Regions from separate parts of the Homo sapiens genome. Here region 1 is linked to region 2. Evidence: read pairs that join two places in POLR2A ChIA-PET (ENCODE). Cell type or tissue: OCI-LY7. All regions are shown on one strand. Region 1 has its middle 8.4 kb from the start of TTC7A. Region 2 overlaps SOCS5 (suppressor of cytokine signaling 5).

Region 1 (2,500 bases), 190 kb after region 2:
TCGGCCTCTAGAACTGATCTTCCCTTTTCATGTTTCTAGAGGCCAGCTGGTTCTTTGGGGGAAAAAACAAAAACAGACAATAATAAATAAATAAATAAATAAATAAATAAATAAAATTGATAAATCCCTGTCAAATCATGAGTAGTAGATTTGAGAAGAAATGCAGCTCTGCCAACACCTTGATTTAGTTCATAAGACCTACTTTGGACTTCTGACCTCAGGAATTTTAAGATAATGAATACATGTTGTTTAAAGCCATTTAAATGTGTGCTAATTTGTTAAGAAGCAATAGGAAATTAATACAACTAAGTTGATTCCAGAAATGTGAGGACGGTTTAACCTTTGAAAATCAAAGTATTTCACCATATTAATGGATCTAAGGAAGAAAAATCATATGACAATCTCAGTAAGTGCAAAGAAGTATTCGTAAAATTCAATTTCAATCATAATGTTTTTAAAAAACCTTTAACAAACTAGGAATAGAAAAAACTTCCTAAATCTGAGAAAAGATATCAGAAAGCAATGTAGGGCTTCTGGGATTCTTTTTTTTTTTTTTGAGACAGAGTCTTGCTCTGTCACCCAGGCTGGAGTGCAGTGGCGGGGTCTTGGCTCACTGCAACCTCTTCCTCCTCGGTTCAAGCAATTCCTGTGCCTCAGCCTCCCAAGTAGCTGGGATTACAGGTGCCCCCACCATACTTGGCTAATTTTTGTATTTTTAGTAGAGATGGGGTTTCACCATGTTGACCAGGCTGGTCTCAAACTCTTGACCTCATATGATCCTCGCACCTTGGCCTCCCAAAGTGCTGGGATTACAGGCGTAAGCCATTGTGCCCAGCCTGAAACCTTATTTATTGACCCTAGTTGATGGTTAATAAGAGTTTGCTGTATAATGATTACATCTATGCACTTTCTTTTGTGTTATTTTACACAACAAAAAATGTTTTTAAAAGAGAAGAAAAAGAGGAAGAAAAGAAAGAGAAAGAAAGATTAATATAGAAGCAGGTGGAGGCCAGGTGCAGTGGCTCAGGCCTGTAATCCCAGCAATTTGGGAGGCCAAGATGGGTGGATCACCTGAGTTTAGGAGTTCGAGACCAGTTTGGCCAACAAGGTGAAACCCCATCTCTGCTAAAGATACAAAAATTAGCCAAGAGTGGTGGTGCATGCTTGTAGTCCCAGCTACTCAAGCAGCTGAGGCAGGAGGATCGCTTGAACCCAGGAGGCAGAGGTTGCAGCAAGCGCAGATCGCACCACTGCACTCCAGCCTGAGCAACAGAGTGAGACTCCATCTCAAAAAAAAAAAAAAAAACAGATGGAGCAAAGATATATTTTAAGGCTCAAAACTGCTATAATCTCTGAGTGGCCAGACACTCAAGGCTAGCCTTAGGAGTGATGGGACTTAAAACCAGACCAGCTAAGCTGCACTGAAAAGGCTCTGAGCCCTTGTGGGTTGGGATGGCTTCTCTCCCTCAGGATGGCAGTAGCTGGGCAGAGAACCAGCACTGGGCAAGATGGAGAAATCATGGGCTCCTGCTCTGGAGAGGGGCCCATTGTAGCAGTCTTGCAAAATGACATAGAAGCCACTAACAAGAATTAAGAGTCACCTGGGACCCCGAGGAACAGAAGGGACTGGGATGGTGGGAGGGAGGGCAGTGCCTGGAGAGATATTGGTATCTCAATCATGAAGTGAGTGGCTGGGGATAAAAAACACCCCAAAGCTCTCATCTCCAAGTGTGGGAAAATCTTCAACATTCTGAGATTCTAAAATTAATATAACAAATAATTACTGAGTGTCTACTATGTGCAAGCACAAAGAATTCATGATTCTGAAGCTTGCCTTTGTAGGACTTCATCTCTTAGCGTAATGATTACATGTAGTTTTTCTGGCAGCTGACAAAGGAAAAGACCATATAGCCAGCTCCTGGCAGAGTTTTAATGACAACATTCTGGGAGGGCTGGTTCAGTATTGAAATTAAGTAAGACATAAGATACCATGGGCAGGATGTGCTCTGAGCCAATGATCATGGTAATGAGTAAAAGTTGATTTCCGAATGTAGCGATCCTGAGCCATGCACATGACTACATAAAGTTGGGAAGGCAGTTGTCATTGTGCTCTACTTCGCATATACTGATGATCTGAGTGGCTGAAATGACTGTTGATCATGAAGCAAATGTTTAATTTATATTTAAATTTAGGATTTCTAGGGTGACAGCAAGGTGGAGTGTCATAAAAAAGTCAGAGCACTGGTCAGAAATCTAGCATGTGCTGGGAACACAGGGCTCTAAGGGACCCCACATGGTAAGTATGAAAGAAGAGGCCAGAGTGGAAGGTGGGGAGGGCATCTCATTAGGCTTGGTGCTCTACTTCTGATGGCTGGGAGCACTTGGTGACCTCCAGCCCAACTACTCACAGCCATTGTGACAACTAGTATAAGAATGATTTGATGAAGGCGAGGAGAATGTCATAATAATCATCCATAATAAATTTTTGAGTCAGTACACA
Region 2 (2,500 bases):
CTTTGAGTTTTTTTTTTTTCTCTGATGCTTGAAATCCTGGGATCAATATTATGAAGGATGCTCCAGAAGGGAGTGAGGGTGGAGAAAGGTAGACTGTTTAGGCATCTGATTCATCCATGCAAATGATGAAGACTGAACCTGTTAGGGGGCAGTGGAGATGGAGAAGAGGGATAGGCCCAATATGGTTGTGAAGTAGGCTATAGACTCACATTCTTATTATTCACCACTCCCCAGAGTAAGTACAAAGGCAGTGGTAACTCTAGAATATCTAGCATGTTTTCTCTCCTGCCATTTGAATCTTCTCCTTTGGAGTATAGAAATATTCCATCAGGGCCGGGTGGCTCACGCCTGTAATCCCAGCACTTTGGGAGGCCGAGGTGGGTGGATTACAAGGTCAGGAGATTGAGACCATCCTGGCTAACACGGTGAAAACCCGTCTCTAGTAAAAATACAAAAAATTAGCCAGGCGTGGTGGCGGACATCTGTAGTCCCAGCTACTCGGGAGGCTGAGGCAGGAGAATGGTGTGAACCTGAGAGGTAGAGGTTGCAGTGAGCCGAGATTGCACCACTGCACTCCAGCCTGGGCGACAGAGACTCCATCTCAAAAAAAAAAAAAGATCCCATCAGCCTGTCTCCTTTAAGGTTATATATTTTTGTTACATCTCTTTTAATTTTGGTTTCTACATGTTTGTTGTTAGTACGGTATATAGTTATGTAATTGATCTTTGTGTGTTGATCTTGTATCCTGTGACCCTGCTAAACTCACTTAGTTTACTTTTCTTTCTTTTTTAAGATTCCTTAGGGTTTGCTATGTAGACAATCACATCATCAGAAAATGGAGTTTTATTTTCTCTTTTCCAATTTGCATGACTTTATTTCTTTTTTTTTTTTTTTTTTTTTGCCTTATTGAGCTGGCTGTTGCATCTCTTTTGATCTCTTGTTCTGGCCATCAGTGATTACATATCAAGGTTGCTAGACAGATTTGTTTCTTCTGCCTAGAACAGTTTGCATGGGCTGGTGTTTTCCTTGAGCAAAGATTTTAATTACTGATTCAAAGTCTTTAACGGCTACTGATTTTTAATTTCTTCTTGAGTCAGTTTTGGTAATTTATGTTTTTCTAAAAATCTAGTCATTTCTTCTTAGTTTTTAAATTTATTTGCTTACAGTTGTTCATAGTGGTCTCTTACTTTTTTTTGAGACAGGATTTTGCTCTGTTGGTCAGGCTGGAGTGTGATAGTGCAGTCACAGCTCACTGCAGCCTTTACCTCCTGGGCTCAAGTGATCCTCCCACCTCAGCCTCCAGAGTAACTGGAACCACAGGCGCACACCACCATACCTGGCTAACTTTTGTATATAGAGGCAGGGTTTTGCCTTGTTGCCCAGGCTGGTCTCAAACTCCTGGGCTCAAGCAGTCTGTCTGCCTTGGCCTCCCAAAGTGCTGAGATTACAGGCATGAGCCACTATGCCCGGCTAGTCTCTTTTAAATCTGTTTTATATCTCCATGTGTTCCCTTTTTTATGTCTTGCATAATGTGTCCATGTAGTCTGTGGCCCTGGGCTGTTACACTTTTTAAGGTTTCTTTGTTCTTCTCTTCCTGTGGTCATTGTACTTACACGTAGTACTCCTCTATAACCACATCCCCAACCCTTCTAATTTGCAGTTTCTAAGCTGCTATGCCCTTGGTGTCTAGCAAATAAAGTTTGCTTAAATTGAAGGTCAATTTAGAGTAAATAGGCATAGAGAAAGAGCTTTAAATATTTACATCTGAGAGCTTGAACTTTATCGTCATATTGTCCACATGTGGTACTCAGCAAATGTTAAAATGAATATTTAAAAAATCTTTTCAGATTCTGAGCTTTTGATAGGTTAGGTTTAATTTTAGTTGTTAATAAACTAAAGATTTCTTGATTGTCCTATTTCTAAAAACTAAATTTGTATGTTACATGCTAATTGGTAAAACCAAAACTAAGCTGTATTACTTGGAGTTTCTAGTTGATGATTTTGTTCAACATGCTTCTCTACATTTGTTTTCTTACGTGATTAAAAGTTATCCTTATTTGCCTTTACTTCTCCCGATACCCTTCTCAAATATCCTGCTAAAGACTAATTTTAAGATGTTTCCATTGTCTTTTCTCTTTTCTTTTTCTTTTTTTTTTTTTTTTGACACAGTCTCACTCTGTCACCCAGGCTGGAGTGCAGTGGTACGAACTTGGCTCACTGCAGCCTCAGCCTCCCAGGTTCCAGCAATCCTCCCACCTCAGCCTCATGAGTCGCTGGGACCACAGATGCATGCCACTTGGCCTGGCTAATTTTAGAAAATCTTATTGTAGAGACAGGGTCTGTCTGTTGCTCAGGCTGGTCTCAAACTCCTGGGCTCAAGCGATCCTCCTGCCTCAGCCTCCAAAAGTGTTGGGATTATAAGCATGAGCCACTGTGTCTGGACAAATTTTCCTTTTTCTTATGGTGTCAGGGAGGGTAGATCCAAAAAGGGGCACGCATT

Evidence for each region. Peaks named below come from ENCODE experiments on the same cell type or tissue, not always from the same donor. Only the 100,000 strongest peaks of a DNase experiment are listed, where the experiment ranks them.
Region 1: POLR2A ChIA-PET joins it to region 2 with 6 read pairs; 2 of 35 experiments call an interaction of 5 or more read pairs at or near these places.

Annotation. Positions count from the first base shown.
Region 1 is chr2:46,931,612-46,934,111 of GRCh38, forward strand. It overlaps a transcript of MCFD2 not described here and a transcript of TTC7A not described here. Among named protein-coding and RNA genes, the nearest start is that of TTC7A, 8.4 kb to the right of the region's middle. In OCI-LY7, no CTCF peak of the experiment used is centred here; no DNase peak of the experiment used is centred here; H3K27ac peaks cover 1,042 bases.
Region 2 is chr2:46,746,044-46,748,543 of GRCh38, forward strand. The region is part of intron 1 of SOCS5 (suppressor of cytokine signaling 5); the gene reads left to right. Among named protein-coding and RNA genes, the nearest start is that of SOCS5, 48 kb to the left of the region's middle. In OCI-LY7, no CTCF peak of the experiment used is centred here; no DNase peak of the experiment used is centred here.